Regions from separate parts of the Homo sapiens genome. Here region 1 is linked to region 2. A link is a loop called in an ENCODE intact Hi-C map of the cell type or tissue named here. Cell type or tissue: PC-9. All regions are shown on one strand. Each heading gives the region's core, and the rest is flanking DNA. Links, peaks and the distances in the headings are about the cores only.

Region 1 (11,391 bases), core at 1,568-9,567, 74 kb after region 2:
CCTGAGGCCCCATGTTCTCCAAACAGTTGTGCTCATCCTCTGCATTTGATTAGGAGGCGCCTGCGCCTACCCACAGGACTCCATGGAGCCGCCCACCTGCCGGCAGCTTCAGCAGCCGGGGCTGATGCACAGCCGGCTAGGCCTGGGCCTGTCCCCTTGGGGTGGCCTTGCTGATGAGCCATCCTCCCAGGGCAGTGGGAGAATCAGGAGGCGTTGGGGGAGGGGCCGGTGTTTTGGAGGCCTGGGCACCCAGCATAGTTCTGCACATGGAGGACAGTGGCGTGGGATGGCCAAGCATGGAGGCCCGAGGCCGGCAGGAACGGCAGGGGAGAGACTGCTCAGGCCCTGAGGACCTTAGACCCAAGTGGGAGGAACGCTCCGGGGCAGCTGGCAGGAGGCGGTGGGAGAGAGACCAAGTCCCTGGTGAAGTTGGAGGCCTGGGGAGGGCTGACCCAGGGCAGCAGGGAGGGTGGTATCTCAGGGCACACAACCAGGGCTGGGATGGGTGGGTGCAGGCACAAGGTGGTGATCACAGTCCTCAGGGGAAAGGTGAGCTAGGGAACACCCAGGGGGTGGGGGGATCACCAAGCAGGGAGGCCACTGTTAGGTGGAGCTTAGGCCAGAATGACCAGAGGTGTTGGTAACACAGGACTGGCCCAGCTGGACAGTGGTATCCACACCCCCAGTGGCACAGGAGGCAGGGTCTGCCAAGGGAGGGGTGCCCAAGATGTGCGGGGAGGGTGTCATAGTGGAGGAGGGTGTGGCTGGAGGCTCAGCTCTTGGGGGAGCTGAAGGGAAATCAGAGAAGAGCCTTTGAGTGGCGACTGTCCCACCTGGTGAGTGGGGCATGGTGGCCCGAGGGCGGGGCATGGGGAGGACATACCATGGAATAGGGGGCGCACACGTGGGGGCTACTGTCCATGCCCACTGCCGAGTCCTCCCCATTCGCTGTGCCCGGGCAGTCTTTGGGGCTGGTACTGGGCAGGACGGCCCCCACGCACAGTTGGGCTTGGCCCCTGCCCAAGGAGAGTCGTTCTGTCTTCAGGCAGATCCAGTACAGAAATAATGAGATAGGAACAGGCATTTATTTGTTCATTGCATTTAAATAACCAATTAGGAGCTACATACACTTTTCTTGCCAATCTGCCAAAAACCTGTTACAAGTTGTATTTATGTGAGAAAGAGGGGCGTGCTTCCTCCCCCGGGACCCAAGGTCTACAGACCCACAGGAATGCTGCAGGAGTTTGAGTCAGCTCTTCCCTTGGCCTGCTGTGCTCCATGCGCTGGTCTCGGCCACCCCCAGGCCGCCAGCCAGCACTCGGTCAGCCTGCGCTGCCCCCTGCCACACGTCCCCTGTGCTCAAGGCTGTCTAACCCTCCTCCTAGCTTTCAGCTCTCCCTGTGGGGCAGCATCTGTCTTTTCCCGGGGCAGCCTGTCTGGGGACCTCTCACATCCTGGGAAAACAGTTGCTTTCCACATTCCCACCTGGAATCTGTCAGACTGGGCGGGAGAAAGCCTCACTGGCCTGCACCCAGACAACGCCCAGGGAGCCGCACTCCCACCCCACTCGGCCGGCTGGGTGGCCACACTTGCCCAAACCTAACATTTTTCCTTCTGGAAACAAAAGTTGCAGTCAGGTGCCAGGCGGAAAGCTCATGGGTGTCTGTAGGAGGCTCCAAGTACAGGCGCAGGCAGGGGCAGCCCCGGGCTGAGGACCCAGCCCAGGTAGACGTGGTGTGTACCTCTGGTGCTCAGGCCCAGGGCTCACCACTCCCCTGCACCCAGGATGTGGTTCAAGGCGCCGCCACCCCCGCTCCCTCCTGCAGCGCCCAGAGTGGGGCATCAGGGCTGCCCTGGGTTCTGCCCTCACCGCACCCCTCCTCCCCCCATCTTTTGCCCCTGCCCTCACTGGCCTGCTCAAGTCCTTTGCCCTTGATGTCCCCTCACTGTCCCCAGAGGGGTCTTTTGGAGCCCAAATTGAGACAGGCCTTCCTTGGTTGGGGACTGTGTATGGCCGTGTAGGCTGTGTAGCCAGTGCCTGCCTCCTCCGCAGCCCTCCCCACCCCACAGAGGCACAGGTGTGCTCAGGGCGGCTCCTCCTGCCCCTGGCTTAAGTCCCCTACCTCCCCACCCCATTAACTGCTGGAACTAGCCCATCTTCCTGATATAGCGACAAGAAGAACAGATCTTATTTTAAGAAATCTGGCACAGAGGAGTGCAAAAAGTAGGAAATCATAGTCCCAGCTACTCAGGAGGCCAAAGCAGGAGGAACCCAGGAGTTCGAGACCAGCCTGGGCAACACAGTGAGACTCCATCTCTGCAAAAAGTTAGCTGGGCCTGGTGGCCGCACACCTGTAGTCCCAGCTACTGGGGAGGCTGAGGTGGGAGGGTTACTTGAGCTCAGGAGTTCAAGGCTGCAGTGAGCTGTGATGGCACCAGCCTGGGTGACAGAGTGAGACTCTGACTTTAAAACAAAACAAAACTTCTCAATTTAATATGGGGAAAACAGGTTGTGAAATGGGAAAAGTTCCCTTATCCCCTCCCGGGGCGTGCAATGGAGGTGTGTTTCGCTTCCTCGGTGTCCCACTGCTCAAACTTCTAGGGGAGCATACAGACAGGCAGGCTGTGAGGCTTTGACCCCACAGCAGTGTCTAGGGGTGAATGTTTACAGCTGAAGCCCCAGTGAGTGTGTGTTACAGGGTGCTCTTTTAGTTTAGCTGTCCATAGGTGGCTTGTATTAGTCAGCTCAATTAGACCCTTGCCTTATTGCAAGGACAGAAGGCTTTCAGTATCCTGGGGTTCTTGCCTTGGTGTACTGGAAGAATTGGATCACACATGGGCTTGGAGAATGAGTGCAAGGTTTTATTGAGTGGAAGTAGCTCTCAGCAGATGAGGGAGCCAGAAGGGAGATGGTTTTCCCCTGGAGTTGGGCTGCTGGGTGGCCTGGGCTCTCCTCCAACTGCCCGGCCAGATTCCACCTCATTCCGCTCGCTGGTTGATGGCCTGCCAGCATGCCAGCCTCTGTCGGTGTGCTCTTCCACCACCGTGCTCCCCTCAACGTCCTCTCAACGTCCAGCCACTTGTGTCTCTGCTTGCTATGGTCTTGGGGGTTTTTAAAGGCACAGAATGGGGGTGTGGTGAGCCAGGGTGGTCTTGGGAAATGCAGCATTTGGGTGCGAAGGCAGGAGTGCCTGTCCTCACCTAGGTCTATAGGGACAGGCCCGGGGGTGGAGCCCTTGCCAGGTGACTTCCCTTCCTAGCACTTCCCTGCCCCTCTCCCGTATCATTTGGAAATGTGGGGAGTGAGCCAGGCAGTGTGGTCTACACCCTCCCAGACCCTCCCCACAGCCCTGACGGTGGCTCTCACAGACCCTTCCTGAAAACAGCAAAGGGACAATGGTGGCAACACCCAATGACAGCTTGCCACTGCTCCCTTAGCTGGGATCACAGAGGTGGCACATGGGCTATAACTCTGGTCCTTGCAGGCCGCCCTGGTGCCTCTAGCTCTTCACTCAGTGGCCATGCTGATCCTAAGAGGAGGAACCCTGTCCCGGAGTTGCTGTTACTTGCAGAAGACAAAGAACGGCTAAGCCCGCCCCAGCTTCTCCTGGGTTCTCCACGTTCTTCTGTGCCAGGCTCAGTGGCACCTCGTCTTGGTTTTTGGACATCAATGTTCCTATATTTCCATGTGGCTAGAGCTTCTCCTTGAGCGGTTTTTCCGCAAGGAATCCTTGGTGTCCACAGAGACCTCTGTTTTACCCTCCTGCTTACCATTTTGGCCGGCTTTGGAGTTCAGGCTTGACAACCTTCCCCAGAGCTCGCAGGCCTGGTCTCACCATCACTGAGCCTCTTGGTTCCTGACTGTAATCACCTCTCCCATTACTGAGTTCTTTTTTGCCCTCTTCATTATGTTGCTCTGTTTGTTCCCCGGGGGCCCCTTTCGTCAGATGGTTGGCTCCCCCTGAGGCCCCTGGTTTCTGGGCTTGATGGGCAGGAGGCTCTATTTGTGTGTGCAGGTGTGTACATGTTACCCATGCATGTGTGTGTGCATGCGTTTGTGTGGGGCCTAGATCTGTGAGCCATCCCTGGGGCTGAGTGGGGCTGAAGCCCTGTGTTGGAGGCTGAGCTCCTGGTGCTGAGTGGAGCAGAAGCCCTGCTGTCAGAGGCTAAGCTCCTGGTGCTGAGTGGAGCAGAAGCCCTGCTGGCAGAGGCTGAGCTGCTGTGGGGGCCCCTGGCAAGAGCAGCCTGCACAAGAAGCGCCGTGGCCCTGGTCCGCGTACTGGAGGTGGGCGCCTCAGCAGGTCTCTGTAGCTGGAAGGACCGGGCTGTGGGCCCAGCTCTCTGCCCTGCCCGGAGGTGACCTCAGCACACCCATAGCATGCCTGTGGCAGATCTGGGATTCAGACTTGGGGTCCCGGGCCTATTCTGTGTGGGTTAGTGAGGGCAGCAAGCTTCTCACCCACAGAGGCACAGGCCCCTAAGACACGATCCCTCTGCCTGGCTCAGGAGAATAGAGGGGCCAGAGACCGCTGGACCAACTGGTATGAGTTCTGCCTACTCAGAGCCCCCAGCCTCAGGGGCTTGGACTCCTTGTGTGTAAAGTGGGTGATGCCCCATGTATGCCAGGCTCTGTCCAAGGTGGCTGTGCATTGATATTATTGCTGTGTTATCGGTAGCTCATTCCAAGTGGTTCCTATGTAAAACATGCACCAGGAAGGAGAAGCAGACAGAGGAGATAGAATCAGTGGGCTCTGTCAGGGGCCAGTGAGCTGCTCTCGCTTGTACCTGGGGAAGTTCAGTGCTGGCTGAGCCTCCCCAGTTCCCAGAGCGAGGGCAGAGGGTGCAGGCGGACCTGGATTCCAGCAGAACCACCTGGCAGTCTGCTGCTTGTGGCCTCGGCCATCCCCTGACCTGGCTGTTCAGGAGATGTGTGACCAGCGAGCCTACACCCCACAAGCCGGCATGGCACATCTCCCAGCCCAGGTGTAGGGGGGCCCTGGCCTGTGTTCAGGGGACCTGGAATGCAGCCTCGATGCACAGGGGACACCGGGGCGTCCAGGTGGGGGAGCCAGGTTTCCCGGAGCTGCCCTCAGAGGACGCACATCACATTCATTTCTCAAGTGGGTGGCAAATCCCTAGGTGCTCCTGGGCGAGTCTTAGAACCATGGCTATGCCTGAGATCACTCACACTGGTTCGTATGTAAAGCCTACACCAGGAAGGAGAGAGAATCGGTGGGCTCTGTCAGGGGCCAGTGAACCAGCCTCCTGCTCAGCCTGCACGGTAACGTCGGGAGAGGCTGGGGCAGCTGCCAGGCGGTGACCTGGGAACAGTGAGAGCGTTTTGCAAGGGCCCATGCAGCCTAATTAGGAGCCTGGGCTCCCAGGTGCCCACGGGGAGGGGAGCAGACAGAAACTCACAGCAGCCCGGGCTAATCGCCTTAAGAGTCTCTTGTTTGTATAGCGCAGACTCGACTTGGCGACGGCCCAAATCAACTTGTTTTCTTACTGTCAGGTTCAGATTCTGGAGATGCCCTCCAAGACGTCAGTGTGCGCCCTGAAGCCGAAGGCAGATGCCAAGCTGGGCATGCCCATGTGCCTGCGGCTGTGGCAGGTAAGGCCCCGCGTGCACCAGCCACGCCCTGCCGGCCACACCCACGGCCATGAGTCATGCTCCATTCAGGATCTGATTTATCGTCGAGCCACTCAGGCAACACCCCACCCCCCTGCCGCAGGGAACCTGTGCAGCTGCCTCAGTGTCCCCACGGCCCTCTGCTTCCTGCTGCTGCAAGGGGCCTCCTGTCAGTGCCCCAGGAGAGGCCTGGCTTCAGCCAGCAGCAGTGGCAGCAGGTCCTCGTCCTTTGCAAGCTCCGGTGGGCTCACCCCGCAGCTCGTGGTGCCCTCCAGTGAGCGGTGAGGAGGGGACAGTGGGGTCTGCCAGCGCCTCAGTACTTGGGCCGTGCTTAGGGCAGGGCAGGCCACGCTGACTAACTGCAGCAAGCCTGCACGGCCCCCGCTTTGCTTAGGATTGATTTTTATTACTTCTTTGCCTCTTAGAGGCAGGAGTGGACTTAACACAATGACATTCCCTGAGGCCACATTTGGAATTTCTGATCCATGAACATTTCCTTCCTTCTCAACTGTTCTTTGTGGTTAGACAGGGTTGGAAGGCATCAGCCGGGGCACAGGTCGGGGTTGCTGGGAGGGACTCTTCTGGGCCAGCTGCCTCCATGCAGCACAGCTTCCTCGAGGCCAGTCTCCTCCCTCATCACCCTTCAGGCCAGCACTGGCTCAAGGTGTAGCTGCCCTCCTCGGGGCCGCTCATGTCCAGGGCTGCAGAGCAAGTGATCCCGTGCATTCACTTGCAAAGAGCCCCTCAGCCCTGAGCTGCCTCGGAAGCCCACGGTAAGGGGTCACCAGCAGCACTCTTCCCAGGCCCTAAGTCATGCCAGGCACCCTCCTTTTCTATTTTATTTATTTATTTTTTTTTTGTGATGGAGTCTCGCTCTGTCACCCAGGCTGGAGTGCAGTGGCGCGATCTCTGCTCACTGCAAGCTCCGCTTCCTGGGTTCACGCCATTCTCCTGCCTCAGCCTCCTGAGTAGCTGGGACTACAGGCGCCCGCCACCACGCCCGGCTAATTTTTTGTATTTTTAGTAGAGCCGGGGTTTCACCATCTCAGCCAGGATGGTCTCCATCTCCTGACCTCGTGATCCGCCCGCTTCGGCCTCCCAAAGTGCTGGGATTACAGGCGTGAGCCACCGCGCCCGGCCCAGGCACCCTCCTTTTCTGTTTGGCTCTGAGAACTGCCCTGGGCTGGGCCTTTACCGGGAGGTGACTCTGGCTCGCTGCCTCTTTGACCTCCTCATGAGAGCGAGACCGGATGGGCCTGTGCAGTTTGTGGGCATCTGCATGCCCTGCAAGGCCCACCGGGATGGGTACCCCCAGAGTCCCTGCCCCCAGCTTTTCTCTCTCTCCACGTGACCAGAAAGTGGGCGCCCCTTACTGCAGTCAGCTTCCCCCTGTGGTTTCTTGACTGAGAAGGTTCACTTGGAATTTGGGGTCTCCCGTGGACTGATCCTGTAGTGCTGCTTCTGTGGCTGTGGCCATTTGGGGAGAAGCCCTCACAGGAGGCAGGGTGGCTTCCGGGAGGCTCACCTGAGATGATGAAACTCGGTGCCAGCAGGCTCACAGCCGGGCCACAGGGACTGCAGCAGAGCCTGGGTCACTGGGCTCCATGTGCCCACACAAGGCTCCTCCAAGGGCTTGACATGGGCTCCGCTGGGAGGAAAAACGCCCCCCAAGGCTGCAACCCCGCAGGCAGTGGGCAGGGCATCCAGGTCCTGGGGAAGGGTGTCCGAGTCTGCACGGCTCCTGTTCCACCCCTTGGGAAACGTGGGTCATTGCACAATCATGTAAAATTCCAACAGAAAAATGCGTAGAAAGGGATGTACAAACTTGTTAAGGTAATTAATGTAGTTGACAGAGGACAAATCGTGTTTCTGTTGGTGATGGAGATCCAGCGTGAAGCATTCCGCTAAGAAAAGCCGACATTAACTCCACATGTTCCCTTTTCCATCCCCAAGCCTGAGGGTCAGGTTATAATTTATCAATCCAATTGTGGCACAGTGGCCTGACTTGCTTTTTTTTTTTCTGAAACATTGAGGGTTTTCTTTTTTTGGGGGGCAATCACATTTTTATTTATTTAAAAAATTTTTTAATTTTTAATTTTTAGTATATTCTTATTTTGCTCCTCTAAGCAGCTGACCTGCAACATAAGAATAATTGCTATTAATATATAAAAGGTCAGGACCTACGTCAAGCCTGAGGCAGTCACTGGCATAGCCCTCAGGGCAGGGGCCACTCCAGCCAGCCCTGCCCTGCTTCTTGGGGTATGGTGCATGGAGGGCTTCCCACAGCCCCTGACCTGCTGTGTCCCTCTGGGGGTGCCAGTCAATGGGAGGGGTGCAGAATGAGGCCTGGCCTCCAGGTCTCATCTGCGGGCAGGGAGGGGGCAGAGAAGAACAGGTCCAGGAGACTTCAGATCCTCTCCCCTGCAGAGGTCAGGCAGCATCAAGGCTGTGGGCACCGAAGTGCTCCAGCCACAAGAGGACTGCCCGGCCTGTGGTATCTGTCACTAGGGGGCTGCAGGGACCAGGGGCATAGCAGGGGCTGGCAACCACAGGGCAAGCCCCTCCAGGCCAGGTTGGCTTCTGCTCCAGCCACCCTGTGGCACCACGACAGGCGGGTCAGTCACACACACAGTCCCTGCGTTGGCCATGGCATCTGAATTCAGAGGCAGTGGCTTCACACAGGCTCTAGGCTCTGAGACTGCCAGAAGGACATCGGTGATGGGAGCAGCCCCAGGCAGTCTCAGCTCCTGCAGTGGAGGAAAGTGCCGGGGAGGAGGGTGGCACAGGCTGGGAACAGGTGCCACCACAGAGCGCTGCCTGAGGGGAGTGGGTCCAATGAGGAGAGTCTTTGGAGTCAGCTTCTGGGGTTGGCCTGCATTCCTGGTTGGGATGCAGAGTGTTCCCCGCTGCTCTCGCCTGGCCCTCACCCACTGTGAGTTCAGACGCACCACTTACCAGGGGGAGGCCCTTCTAGGGAGCCAGGGCTGCCTGCAAGGAGCTTCTGTGCAGAAGGCATGGTGCCCATGTTGGGAAGGAAAGTACTGTGGGTCCCTGCACGCCTCATTTCCCAGCAGGTGATCTGAAAGGTGCCAACATGGAACTCCTCCCAGGGATAAAACAGCACACGCAGGAGCGTGGCCAGGACTTCTGCAGGGAGGGGCAGGGGGCTGAGTACACTCGGGGCCCTGGGGCAGCCCTGCCTCCCAGGGACAATGTGGACTCTGGCAGCGGGGCATGACTTGGGATGAGGCCTGGGAGGAGGTGCCCCGGGAGAAGACACACTGACCGCCACTCGCCTCCTCCTGGAGCCTCACTCTTCTCAGTTTTGTCTGTGTGAACTCTGTTATTAGAACCCAGTGGTTTTACAAGTCTTTTTCAGGGACATGTATGAGGACCACTGGACCAGCTCTGGCCTCGGGTTCACATGCCCACATCCTGCAGGGCACAGTGAGTGTCCTTCTGTCCCTGGCATGGCCATCCCCTCCAGGTCAGGGCAGTTGGCCTCGGGCTCCGGGCCTGGCTACCCCGGTTCCCATCACCAGCCTTCTGATGCAGCGAGCCCTGGTCCTTGTGGTGTCTGAGGACTCAGCATCCCTTTGTTAGGCACACGCCCTGGTGCCTTCTGGCTCCCTCAGGTCTCCTTGCTCAGCCATGCCAGGTTTCTCTGGGCTGTCATTCTTGGTGCCGGGGACTGACGGCTGTGTCCCCAGGGTGATGCGGAATCCTGCAGTGCTCTCCTCCTGCAATTATTCCAGAGGCTTAACAAACGAGGTGTCTGCCCAGGGCTTGGAGCCCTCTGACCCGCGCCCTCATTCATCACAAGAGCTCGGGCGGCTCACGCCAGGCTTCAGGGGCAGGGGCTTCGGCAGCCACTTTGACAAAGCACAGAGAGTTCATTTTTCATGGAGATGGAGCTCACGGTTTCTTCTGGCTGGCGGCTCTAGACAGGTGACCAGCCCCAGTAAGTGGTGGCCACACATCTTAGGCCTGGGGAAAGGAGGCAGGAGGACAGGTCCCTGTGCATGGGAGAAGTGGAGAGGGTCGGCAGCACTCACAGTGGCTGGTGGGTGCCCAGCATCACCCCTTTGGGCAGAACCCAGGGTGGGCACATGCAGGTTGCAGGGCTGGTGAGAAGTGGTACAGCAGTGGGAGGCCTTGGGCTTGGCTCTCTGCCCTCCACCCCTATGTCCTTGGGGTGCCCTAAGGGCAGCCGTGCCAGTCCCATGCTGACAGCATCAGCCATCCAGGGGCTGTGTGGGAGGGCACTGGCGGTGCAGAGCTTCTGAGCTGTGGCAGCCACGTGGAAGACATGGGAAACAGCCCCAGCCAGCAGGAGGGGCAGGAATTTCCAGAGCCCCTTCTCCCCCGAAACTCACTGGAGTCAGGGTCCTTCCAGGAGCTGACTGCTCTGCTGTTCCCCGCAGGCCGACTGCAGCTCCCGCCCACTCCTTCTGGCCGGCTATGAGGATGGATCGGTGGTCCTGTGGGACGTCTCTGAGCAGAAGGTGTGCAGCCGCATCGCCTGCCATGAGGAGCCCGTCATGGACCTTGACTTTGACTCCCAGAAGGCCAGGGGCATCTCAGGCTCCGCGGGGAAGGCGCTGGCTGTCTGGAGCCTGGACTGGCAGCAGGCCCTGCAGGTCAGTGCGCCAGGCCCCGGGTCTCATTTATCCTGCTCTGCACTAACAGTCTGATAGGCTGAAACAATATTTAGGCATGAAGAGGAGTTGTTGCAGATCCCTGGCTAATTAATCACTTGGAGGCGGGTGCAGGGGGGCTGTCCATGGCTGGCGCAGGAAGAAGGGGGCGTGGGCGCTGGCAGACCATTCACATGGTTTGGGTTTCGCCCAGACCTCGGGTTCATGCCGTCACATCTTGTCCATCTAGAGAAAGGCACGCAGAGTCCAGGAATACTCAAACCCCTTTGTGAAAACTCAGAGGAATTTGGTCAGTAAGGAACTGATTAATCAAAAAAAAAAAAAAAAAACCAGTGTGGAAAACTGCGAGGAGCTGCAGCCCCCGTGGTGGTCTGGAGCTGGCCCGAGGGAGGCCATTGCTCACGGGCAGCAGGAAAGCCCAGCAGGAAGGCTGGGAAGCCTCAGGGCCACCTGGCGGTTGCTGAAGATCTTCCCATGGTGTCTCCTGGGCTCTCCTAGCTGGCATGGCTCGAGGGGCACCGTGGTGTCCCTGTCTGGGCCTGTGGCTCCAGGGTGGCCTGGCCTACACGTGGCCCTGTTTGGGATGGGAGGGATCAGGTCAGGCTGGTGGGGGCAAGGGGAGTCTCCTGTCCAGGTCTCACTCTGGTGCAAGTCTCAGGGGCTGCAGAGACCATGGGAGATGAGGTGCTGGGTGTGGCCTGGGTACATCCTGGCTTCTGGGGGGTGGACAAGGAGCCCCCATTCACCAGAAGTCTTGGAAGCCTGAGACCCATAGCCAGCGAGTGGTCAGATTGCCCAGTCTAGTGGGTGAAGGGCCTCCAGGGGGAGCTGCATGTCCCGTGAGGTGACTACTGGCAGAAGCAGCAACAGCTCCCAGCCTCACCAAGGACAGGGCCCGGGGCTGCCCTTCTCTGTAGGGCTGTGGTCCAGGCTGTCTGTACGACAGGAGGCCACAGAGAGGGCATTCCTCGGGCCCCCCAGGCAGGGCAGACTTGCCCGCAGCCCCAGCAAGCCTGCTGCGCCTCACGCTTGCCCAGCCCTGGCCCCTGTGGGGCGGGGAGGGTTCACCTCGGGTCCGTCAGGCCCACCCCTGAGTGGGCACCA
Region 2 (11,380 bases), core at 3,381-11,380:
TTCTCTGGTCCCTCCTTGGGGCCAGGCTGGCTGGACAAGCATGGTGGCTGCCCTCCATCTCCTGGGCCATTGACAGCAGCTGGTGGGGCTCTCATTGTGATCAGAGGAGGGCTGCCCTGCACGGCTGTTCCTAGCACTGGCCACACATGGAGATGGGCTGTCCTGCGTCAGGGGTGCTGCACTGCTGGGCCTGGGGCTGGAGGCAGCTCCGGGCTGCAGAGATGCTCAGCCCAGTGCTTCCTGAGTGTCAGTGTTGTGGGCCAGCCACACATATACATAGGAAGTGAGCACGTCCATTTGTACCTGGAATTACTATTTTTTTGGCAGAAGGACAAACTTTGTTGGGCCCATCAGCCCCAATTCTGAACCAAGTCCAGTGGGCAGCAATGAGACCCACTTTGCTACCAGCAGAGACATCTCTGCAGTGGCAGGTTCGCCAACGTGCCAGTGGTTGCCATCTCTGAAGGGACGTTCCTTGGGGCTTGCGGCCATACTCTGCACCATGGTCAGCAGCTCTTCTTTGCCTTATATGTAGTGGGCATGGCCTGCCTTCAGGATGGCTGGTCAGTTCGGCCACCTCTGGCTCCCACATTGACCACAGCTCTGTTGGCTGAGATGATCCTCTTGGAGGGCAGCTTCATGTAAGTCTTCCTGGTTTCCGGGCTAGGGGAGGTGACTGCGGTGTAGTTCTCAAAGGCCCAGGCTAACAAGTTCCAGTCTCAGCCTCTCCTCCAGGCAGCGCTTGATGGTACAGGTGTGGTGCCTGCAGGGAGGACGCTGCCGACGTCCAGCTGGGCCCTCTTGCTACAGTACACAAACAGAAATTGGCCCGTGTGGAGGCCCTTGGTGGTGATGGACAGCTCTGTCTGCTGCTTAAACTGGTGTGGATCCTGGAGACCATCTCAGCAGGGGCATGTCCTTCAAGGTGCCCTTGATGTAGCTGTGCCGCTCAGCTAAGTCCACAGCATGCAGGCCTATGAGCCCTCCTGCTTCATGTGCACAAGGAACACAGAGCTGGTGCCCTTCCTCTGCCCACGAATCCCGTGGCCCACGACTGCTCATGAATACAGCCTGAAGAGCTGTACCTGGAATTTTAATGCCCTTGTCGTTTGCAGAAAATATGCCAGAGTGTCATGTATCCATTACGTAATAAGCTCTTACAAAGAAGGAACATGGTGAAGATGCCTATAAATGGATGAGAAAAGGCAGGAACTGGTAATTTACAAAAGAGGAAATACAGTTCATAAACACGTGGCCAAAAATTACTTCATCTTACTAGTCATCAAAGAAGTGCAAATTAAAGCAGCATGACAGAGAGTGCTGTGCGCCGCCTGCCCCAGGAAGGAACAGAGTCTAAGGACTGCCCTGCGCCCAGAAGCCCCCACTCAGCTGGCCGCCCTTCCTTTGAGGGTCTGCCCCAGGAACTCAACTGACACATGGCAAGCTGGTGCCCCAGGTCTCCATCCTGGTGGTGTCTAGGAAGCAGAGCCTTGAGAGTGCCTGTCCTACCCCAGGAGGGGCCATTCAGCAGCACTTGGCAAATGCTGCACTGGGCACTCCAGAGCCAAGGCTTCGAGGACGGAGCTGCAGGGAGCACAGAGCCGCCCCATGGGGAGGCCTGCAGTGGGCCACAGGCACAGCTGGGAAAGCTCTGAGCACAACATGCAGGGCGAAAGACACCGGTGCAGGCACCCTTCTTTCCCTAAATGGCCTGAATAGTGCACATTTATCCTGGCATAGGAGGGAAATGGTCGGGAGCTGACCAGGCACAACTGCTTTATCCTGGCATAGGAGGGAAATGGTGGGGAGCTGACTGGGCACAGCCACCTGCATCCTGCTGCTCACAGCATTCGGGCCCCAGTGGGTCCCCACCTTGGCACAAGTCGTCCAACCTCCTGCAGGGCTCCAGGCCTGAGCCAGTAGGGCCTAGGACGCCTGATTGGCTGTCCAGCACCAGCAGGGAGATCTGGCCCTTCTCTGGCCACTGCCCAGTCCTTTGCTCAGCAAGACCCATAGTGGGGCTCAGGGCCTGGTGTCCTGCCATCAGGGCTGGCCACGGCTAGGGACGTGGCCCCACCCAAGTGGAGCTGGCCTCTTCCCTGCACCCACTCCCAGCCACGTCCCACCAGCCCAGCTTCTAACCCCACTGTGCCCTCGGCTGCCCTCCTCAGGGCTGAGCCTGCTGCCTGCCACAGGCCACTCACTCTTCTTTTGCTGTTCATTCCCGAAGGGCTGTGGAGTCCCTGCAGGGCCAGGCGTGTCTGTGCCGCGCAGCCCACTCTCCCCTGGCCATCCAGCCTGTCCAGCTGTCATGCCTTTCACATTAGTGGCTCCATTACATTCCCACCGACTTCCCAGAGTGATCCACAGAGCATGTGCGGAAGAGTCCTGGCTTTGGATGGGCCACCTATTTCCATGCCTCTTTTATCTCTTGTGACTACTTTTAAATTTATCTTTATTTCCTTCGGGACCTGGGGACAGGGTTTGGTCAGCACCTGCAAGGTCTGTAGTTGCCATAGTGCCATAGTTACCATGAGGAACATGATGAGTGCTCTTGGCTTCCCAGGACCAGCCAGGCAAGCGTGCAGAGGAGAGTGTGGGTGCAGCGTCAGATGTTCTGTTCCGGCACGGAGCAGGCACCAGGAAGTGCTGGGCCTGGTGGGCTGGACACCAGGTTGGAGAGGGACCAGACGGCTGAGCGTGAGCCCCCGGCCTGCAGGGACCACAGCCCCTCCTTCGTGCCCCAGCCCTGCCCATGGGGCCCAGCTCCTTCCTCTGATGTGGGCTGGCATCCCCTGTGTCTGGGCTGATCCCCGACCGGTGCCAGCCCTCCCGGCACCCAATTCCTGCGGCTGAGCAGAGCACAGAGGCTGGAGCCGGCCTCCCGCAAGCTGGCTTAGCCAAGTTGGTATGTTTTGACTCCTGCCCCGGGACAGCAGCTGGAGACTTAAGGGTTCCCTCTCACGGGAGCTTCAGCTTCCAGATGCTTAGGTGGGCGCCACCCGCATACCGGCCAGCAGCTGGTTTGTCCCAGCCACGATGAGCAGGGGAGCTATGCTTTTGAGGCAAAATTGCCTTCGCCATTGGTGGATCATCCTGAGCCCCTGGGAGCCGAGAGCACCTGGGGTTGGGAGGGAAAAGCTGCTGTGGCCATCCGCTGGCCTGGCAAAATCACACCCATCTGAGTTAGGGGAGAAAGGGACCTCTGCTGGCTGTTCGGCTATGAAGAGGCCCATGCGGTGCCCTCTCTCCGGGCCCCAGGCTGTGTGGAGACTGGCAGGGGGCAGCTGTGCTGACCCCCTGGACTGGCCATCCCCTGCCCCTCTTGGCCTTTGCACCCAAGAGCAGGATCAGCTGAGCCAGCTGCCCCCTAGAATGGGCACGGTGTAGTTTGGACACTGCCCCTTAGCTCAGCTCCCCTTGGCCCTGAGGTCTCTAGGCTGGGACTGTGTGCCAGGCAGCCACGAGGGGCTGCAGCACAGAGCAGGTGGGAGACCCGGCTGCTAGCTCTGCTCACCTGGCCCTCTACTAGCGGGTTACGGGGGCTTGCTTTCTCCTAATGGGGAGAGACCTTCAAGCCCTACCTGGGCAGAGGGCCAGATCCCAGGACTTGAGCATTGTTGGGGTACAGTCCAGGGTGTGGCTGGCTCCTCTTCAGCTTGTCCAGATAGGGAGGAGGCCATTGGGAGCCAGCAGGTGTCCCTTGAAGGAGGCCCCTCTGGACTCTTGAGGCCTGGGAGCTGATGGATCTCACTGCCTAATGGTATCAGGCTGTGGTGCTGCAGACAGATGCAGGGAGGCCAGGCAGGCCAGGTGCCAACAGCTCCCCATGAAGGGCTGGTTTCTCCGGATGAAGTCAGTACCAGAGCCACTGGCACTGTGCTGGTGGCCCTGCAGCAGGGCCTGAGGCCTGGGCATGCGGAAGATTCTGGAGTCCCGCGCTTAGCACTCTTTGATGTCAGGGAGCCCCAGCATTGGCAAGTGCCTCTTCCTTTCCCGCGTGCCAGGAACCAGTCTAAGGCCGACTCCAGTTTCCACCGGTGGCACCCCTGCCTTGTCTCCTGTGCCGGCTGTCATCTGACCAGTGTCCGTTTCAGACCTGCCTGCCACCTCCTGCAGAGGCCAGGAGCCCCTCTACGCTGCTGGTGCTTCACATTTGGCCAGTTCTAAGTGGACATTCTTTTTTCTTGAGACAGTCTCACTCTGTCGCCCAGGCTGAAGTGCAGTGGTGTGATCTTGGCTCACTGCAACCGACACCTCCCGGGTTCAAGCAATTCTCATGCCTCACCCTCCCAAGTAGCTGGGATTACGGGTGCATGCCACCACACCCAGCTATTTTTGTATTTTTAATAGAGACAGGGTTTCTTTCTTTTCTTTTCTTTCTTTTTTTTTTTTTGAGACAGAGTTTTGCTCTTGTTGCGCAGGCTGGAGCGCAATGGTGCAATCTTAGCTCACTGCAGCCTCCACCTCCTGGGTTCAAGCGATTCAACCTCCCGAGTAGCTGGGACTATAGGTGTGCACCACTACGCCTAGGTAATTTTGTATTTTTAGTAGAGATGGGGTTTCACCATGTTGGCCAGGCTGGTTTTGAACTCCAGACCTCAGGTGATCCACTTGCCTCGGCCTCCCAAAGTGTTGGGATTATAGGCATGAGCCATCACGCCTGGCTGAGACAGGGTTTCATCATGTTGGCCAGCCTGGTCTCGAACTCATGACCTCAGGTGATTTGCCCACCTCGTCCTCCTACAGTGCTGGGATTACAGGCAGGAGCCACTGCACCCGGTCTCTAAGTGGACATTCTGAGAAACAGTTTAAACACAACCGCTCTAGGTCAAAGCCACTGAAGATAACCTTTCAGCCCCCTCTCTGTTTCCTTCAGGTCGAGTCCCAGACACCAGAAGTCTGAATTTGGAGAAGGCTGGGGTAGATACTAGCCCCGACACTCAGAAGATCCTGGTGGACTCCCGGGAAGCCACCTCTGTGCCCCACATCTACGCCATTGGTGACGTGGTGGAGGTACGGCATGCGTCCCGGGACCAGGGCCCCTGCCCCTGCCTGCTCCACCACCCCTGCTCGCTGGGCTCCGGCTGCTGCCGTCCTGTAGGAGAGAAACGACACTTTCTCTGATGACAGAGGCTCTGGGCCAAACCCCAGGGCCAGCCTGTCTGGAGTTCTGGGGCAACCTGGACATGGGCCTCGGCTCTCTGCCTTTCCTTTCCTTTCTGTGGTGGGAGTGTGGATGGTCTAAAGACAGCTGCAAGCACCAGCAGCAGACGCCTGCTGGGAATGGGGCATGGGTCAGCTCTGCACGCAGGCCTCAACCCCTGGCAGGTAGGCTAGAGGCATAGGCTTAGAAATGCCACCATGGCCTTGGGGCCGTCCTGTCCCCACAGGGTTGAGAGGCAGGTCTAGTTCGGGCCCACCTGGCCCCGCCCTCCCCGCCTCAGTATCCTCTGGCTTGCCTCTCTGGGCATCACACCGGGGCAGGTCCTTTGCTCTCAGCTGCTGCTGCTGCTGTGAAGTGGAGACCGGTGCCAGTCTTTCCTGGGTGGGGGCTCTGGAGCCCTCCTTACACATGGCCCCAGTAAGGGACTGTGGTGGTCAGTCTTGGGATACTGCACCCTGGCAGCCTCAGGAGTGCTCGGCCTGTCCTGCATGTGTCCAGCACCTGCTGCTGAAAGTGGCTCTGGAGGGTCGCTGAGAGCTTCTTTGTAGCGAGACCTGTCAGTGTCTGCGTCCTGGGGCTGTGGTACCAAATCACCACACACGGGTGGCCCAGAACAACAGACATGGATTATCTCACGTTTGGGGGGCAGTAGTCTGAAATGAAAGTGTCAGCTGGGGCTGGGTGCAGTGTCTCATGCTTGTAATCCCAGCACTTTGGGACTCCGAGGCAGGCAGATTACTTGAGGTCAGGAGTTCAAGACCAGCCTAGCCAACATGGTGAAACCGTCTCTACTAAAAAAATACAAAAATTAGCCAGGCGTGGTGGCACGTATCTGTAATCCCAGCTACCCGGGAGGCTGAGGCAGGAGAATCATTTGAACTCGGGAGGAGGAAGGCGGAGGTTACCGTGAGCCAAGATTGTGCCACTGCACTCCAGCCTGGGTGACAGAGCGAGACTCCATGTCAGAAAGTGTCAGCTGGGCCAGGCTCCCTCGGAAGCCTCTGGGGTAGGATGCCCCAGGCGTCCCTCGGGTTGTGGCTATATCACTCCTCTCTCTGCCTCATCGTCATGTGACAGTCTCCTGGGTGTGTCTCTGGGCCCTGATTTGCCTCTTACAGTTTCTCTGCAATTGGACTTAGGGTCCACCCTAATCCAGGATGACTTCATTTCCATCCTTACCTTAATTGTATCTGCAAAGATCTTATTTCCAAATAAGGTCACACTCTGAGGCTCCAGGCAGACCCTGCAGGGTCCTGTAGGGCCCATCTAGCCGACCCGATTGTGTGGACAGAGCATGTGGCTCCATGTGCCTCAGCCACCCTGCAGCCCCAGCTTGCTTAGCTGGATGGTTCAGCTGCTCAGTGATTTCTGCAAGCGCAGCCTCTGCCTGTGGACCATGTAGGTGCAGTGGTCTCTGGTTGCAGGGTCTGTTGAATCCTGTGGGCGCTGCACCCTGAGACAGTGCCATGTGCATCTCTGTGCACAGCGGGAAGCCTCCCTTCTGTCTGGGAATCTGAGTTTTCCCTCTGCAAGTGTGTAGCTCCCAGGCTCCTGTGTTGGAAACTGGAACATTTCAAACCGTTTTGCCAGAAATGCATGGCGCACACAAAGGCATTCTTTATTTAAACATTAAATCCACTCTGTCAGAAAGGTCGTTCTGAATAGTCCAAAGAGTTAACACCCAACCAGTGGTCCCTTGAGCGGCTGGGAAGAGCCTGTGGGCGGGGCGGGGGCTATTGTTTAATGAGATGTTGTGTGCTGTGCGCCGCCCGCCGGGATGTTTCCGTAGTTAGTCAGGCCTGCTGGAATGCGCAGGCTGCGCTCTGAGTTTATCTCCACGGATCTCTATGCATTTCTGGAATGCCAAACAACATCTGCATTTCCTGCTGCCATGGTGATTGGCAGCCCATCCCAGAGGACGGTGCTGGAACCCCCAAGGCTGGGCACACCCTGGGACGGAGGGATCTCCAGCACAGCGACATTCTGATTTGGAATTTGTTATGGACTGTGACGTGCAGATCAAGCTGCACGTCAGGAGCACATGGAACGCTTTGGGGTCCCTTTTTAGCCGGGGATTCCAGTGAATGAAAACGGTAGCAGGGGCTCTTTTGAGCTTGGTCATGGGGCAGCCCTCCGAGGTCAGCAATGTGCAGAAGGGGTTTGGAGAGAAGGCTTGAGCATGTGAGGGTGGCACGGCCAGCCTCATCAGCAGCGGACTCCTTTCCCAGGGCAGAGTGGAGGGCAGCAAACAGGAGAATGAGCAACCTACCTAGGTCCTTGGGATGCCCCTCAGGAGGACGAGCTCTAGGGGGAATGCTGTACGTCACCATGCTCGGTGCCAGTGTTGGGGATTTTCTAAAGGGAGATGCCCACTCGGAGGGCAAAGGGTGATGGCATAGGGGCTGCATATAACCCCGGACATGGTGCTGACGTGGCCCCCCTGTGCCTTCCCCAAGGGGCGGCCTGAGCTGACACCCATAGCGATCATGGCCGGGAGGCTCCTGGTGCAGCGGCTCTTCGGCGGGTCCTCAGATCTGATGGACTACGACAATGTGAGTTCTCTAGCAGGACGCCACGTGCAGCCTAGGACAGGCTGAGTTCGAGGCTAGCTCTTCTGGGGTGAGGGGCCTTTGTGCGCTGTGTGTCTGCATGTAGATGTGGGCATGCGTGTGTGTGCGCTTATGTGGGTGTGTTGTACACACGTGTGTGTGCATGCATGGGTGTGTGGCTCAGTTCTGAGAGTGTGGCGCAGGCGTGGGCAGGTGGGTCGCCTACTGTGCTTGCAGCCTGCTCTGGGCGCATCTGGTCCTGGTCTGTGATCGCTGCTCTTTGTGTCACATGCAGTGGGGAACTTCGGTTTTCGGGGCCCAAGGGCCCTCCCTGACTCCAGACCTGCTTTCAGGTTCCCACGACCGTCTTCACCCCGCTGGAGTATGGCTGTGTGGGGCTGTCCGAGGAGGAGGCAGTGGCTCGCCACGGGCAGGAGCATGTTGAGGTGAGGCCTGGGAGCAGCACAGCTGAGGACAGTGGCGACTCCACGACCTCACCCCATGCTCTGGGCGGAGGCCTTGTGAGCAGGGTGCCAAGGTCTCTCCTTTCCAGGGGCCCTGAGCAGTGGCTGTGTGTAGCGGGAAGGGACACGTTGGGGGCAGCCTCAGAAGTGGGGGTGCCTGGGCTTTGGCAGCCTTGGGGTGACTGGGCTTAGGTGCCTCTGGTCTCTGCCACCATGTGTCACAGCAGTGAGGGGAAGGCCCTTGGCTGCCTTGTTCTGAGGGCAAGGAGAAGCCCTGTGGCCCAGAAGCCCCCAGCCCCACCCCAGCCATGCTGCAGGGGTGCCCAGCACCAGCAGGGTCACCACCACGGTGCCACCCGCTCCCCTGCTGAGGTCAGCTGAGCACTGGCCCCACTCCAGCACACAGCAGCTTGTCCCTGAAAGCACCAGGGCCCCGAAGATGCCTCTGTGCTGTCCCCACCTTGCAGGGCCATGAATCTCACTCTACCCAGAAAAGTTTCTCCCAGGGGCCTCCGACCTCTGCTTCCACCCCCACCCCCCCCACCACCCTGCACCTCGTCTTCCTGGACTGCCCAGGGTTTCTCCCAGGCGAGAGCCCCCCGCCCCCCGCCCCCCACCACATCCTGATACCCATCCTCTTCCAGCTTCTTCCAGGCTCAGGCACTCACCCTTGAGGAAAGGGGTTTTCATCGAGCAAGCCTGCTTTGGGGGTCTGCTCTGGCAGGTGGCTGTGGCTCCGGGGTGGCCTGGAGGGATGCGGGGGCTCTGAAGCCTGCCGGGCCGTGGTAGCTGGAAGCCTTCGGTGCGGTTTCATCTTGCTGCCGCTGCAGCTTGCAGGCACCCAGAGAAACCGGAGCCTGCAGCCTGGGCGGTGGGGCCTGCGGCCTTTGGGGATGAGACACTGGGCTCCAGGGCTGGCCCCTTCCCCCTGCACCCCAGAACTCTCCATCAACAGGACGGGCCTGACAGGCCAGCCTTCCCCGAGGCACTTTATTTGCTATTTTTGTTTGATTCATCACAAGTGTGCTGGGACATATGTTCCTGGCATTTTATAATGTTGTTTTATGTTTCACAATGTTGAATGGCCAAATACTCTGTTTGTTTTCTTTTCAATTCTGTCTTAGTTAGAACAATATTCTCTGAAGTTCCATTAATTAATAATGGCTGTACAGCACATGTGAGGGCCCCACTCATTTTTTACTTGGCCGCAGCCCCGGACACGCTGTCGAGCCCTTCAGGGGTGCTGAAAGCCTTTGTCCAACAGCTCCGGCTCCGGTGTGGCCACAGCGGCCTTGCTCCAGTGAGGGCCAAGCAAACACCAGGGTGCCTGAGGGAGCCCAGGTGGCCTCCTGCTCACCCATTCTTGCCTCCACCATTTGTTGTGGGTGAGCTACGTCCACCCAGGTTTGCTGTGCCTGGCCTGGCTGCTTGGATTGCCTGATGCCTGCTCTGCTGCTGTGGTTTACGGGGGTCCCAGGCCTGGGTGGGACAGGGTCTGTCCTGCAGAGCATGGCTCCAGCCACTGGCTGCCTGCACGTGAGAGGGCCTGCACACACCCCGTGGCCAGCCAAGCCCTCATCCCCATCCCAGACCAGACCTTCAGGCCAGATGGATGGTTCCTGCCCGCCATGACCCTGCCTTGCCCATGCAGCCTGTGGGAGCTGCAGGTGCCACGAGGTTTGTTTGTCGCAGCACTGATCCAGGGTTGGTATCCTGTCCTCAGGTCTATCACGCCCATTATAAACCACTGGAGTTCACGGTGGCTGGACGAGATGCATCCCAGTGTTATGTAAAGGTGAGCATCCCTGTGGCCCAGGGTGCTGAGGATGAGAGGGAGGGTGGCAAAGAGCCTGGCAGGGTGAACACCCGAGGACTGGCCCCACCCATGCCTCCCAGGCAGGGTGCAGGGTGGATGCAGGGTGGACGCAACCCAGCCCCCTCCTGGGCTGGTGGCTGAGATGTGCGGCTTTCAGATGGTGTGCCTGAGGGAGCCCCCACAGCTGGTGCTGGGCCTGCATTTCCTTGGCCCCAACGCAGGCGAAGTTACTCAAGGATTTGCTCTGGGGATCAAGTAAGTCCCGAGGAATGCAGGCTGCGATGCGATGTGCAGCTGGGTATCCCTCGAGTGCCGGCAGTCCTACAGTGGAGAGCTGCTGCCACTCTTGCGGCATTTATGTGGCCTTCGTGGGTTTGCAGCAGAGATTCCTCAGGCCCCTCAGACAGGGCGGGTTTTAGGGGGACAAGAGGCGGTTCTGCCCCAGCCAGACGCTGTTGAGCCAGCCAGAGCCAGGTGAGGTGTCCCCTGTGGCCCCGGGTCGCTGCTAGGGCCCTTGCCCACCTGGCCAAGCACCACGCCACCATGAGCAGAGTGCCAGTACCTGGAGAGCCACCCCAGGGCTGCTGTGTGTCTTCTGGAGCTGGGGCCATTGCCTGGGTCTTGGGCTCAGGCTGTGTGTTTTCGGGGTCCCGGGGTCAAAGGAAGCCATGGCAAAGGCTCTGGGTGGGTTGACAGGGGTAGTTGGAGGTTGGGACATTGTGCATGGCCTGAGAGAGGTGGCTGGCTGGATGTGGGGCCTGGGAGGTGGTGGTGTGGTGAGGCCAGGATGCGCTGTCTGTGGGTAAAGCAGAGAGCAGAGGCCTAAGGCAGGACTGTGCCTAGCAGGGGAGGATGGAACAGCAGGAAGCCAGGCCAGGGCAAGCCAGGGCGTGGCTGGGTGGGAGGTGGGCTGGACGAGCACTAGGCATCTGCTGGGAGGGAGGTGGATGGCACCCACGGGTGTGGGCAGGGGTCCTGGCTGCTGGCTGGGGGTCAGGGGACAGTGAGGAGACCAGCAGCCTCTGAGGCCCTCCTCTTCCCGGGGGTGGGATGCTGTGGACCCCCCTCCCTGTGCTGACCCCGCCTGCCTCCCCCATCCCCCATGTGCAGGTGTGGGGCTTCCTATGCGCAGGTGATGCGGACCGTGGGTATCCATCCCACATGCTCTGAGGAGGTAGTCAAGCTGCGCATCTCCAAGCGCTCAGGCCTGGACCCCACGGTGACAGGCTGCTGAGGGTAAGCGCCATCCCTGCAGGCCAGGGCACACGGTGCGCCCGCCGCCAGCTCCTCGGAGGCCAGACCCAGGTATGCAGGTGGGGCTGGCTCTGTTTGAGGACAGGGCATGTGGCAGGGGTGCAGGAGCCCTGGCCATGGGCTCCCTCCA

Evidence for each region. Hi-C counts contacts between places; a loop is a spot of excess contacts. Peaks named below come from ENCODE experiments on the same cell type or tissue, not always from the same donor. Only the 100,000 strongest peaks of a DNase experiment are listed, where the experiment ranks them.
Region 1: it touches region 2 in a loop (9-fold over the local background); 2 of 110 quality-filtered maps call a loop at or near these places.

The regions. Positions count from the first base shown.
Region 1 is chr22:19,800,879-19,812,269 of GRCh38, reverse strand. GNB1L (G protein subunit beta 1 like) reads left to right here. Exons shown (of 8, transcript NM_053004.3): 6 at 5,513-5,611; 7 at 10,054-10,269. Among named protein-coding and RNA genes, the nearest start is that of TBX1, 46 kb to the right of the region's middle. RefSeq lists silencers at 530-705, 5,539-5,783. In PC-9, for the core only: no CTCF peak of the experiment used is centred there; DNase peaks (open chromatin) are centred at 5,559 and 6,119; H3K4me3 peaks cover 542 bases; H3K27ac peaks cover 1,274 bases.
Region 2 is chr22:19,876,961-19,888,340 of GRCh38, reverse strand. It overlaps TXNRD2 (thioredoxin reductase 2), which reads left to right. Exons shown (of 18, transcript NM_006440.5): 12 at 4,880-5,016; 13 at 7,624-7,719; 14 at 8,070-8,162; 15 at 9,904-9,975; 16 at 10,154-10,251; 17 at 11,107-11,301. The coding sequence ends at 11,236. It also overlaps the pseudogene RPL8P5. Among named protein-coding and RNA genes, the nearest start is that of RTL10, 28 kb to the right of the region's middle. RefSeq lists enhancers at 6,142-6,943, 6,944-7,745, 7,746-8,547, 8,548-9,349, 10,152-10,953. In PC-9, for the core only: no CTCF peak of the experiment used is centred there; DNase peaks (open chromatin) are centred at 6,300 and 6,980; H3K27ac peaks cover 1,084 bases.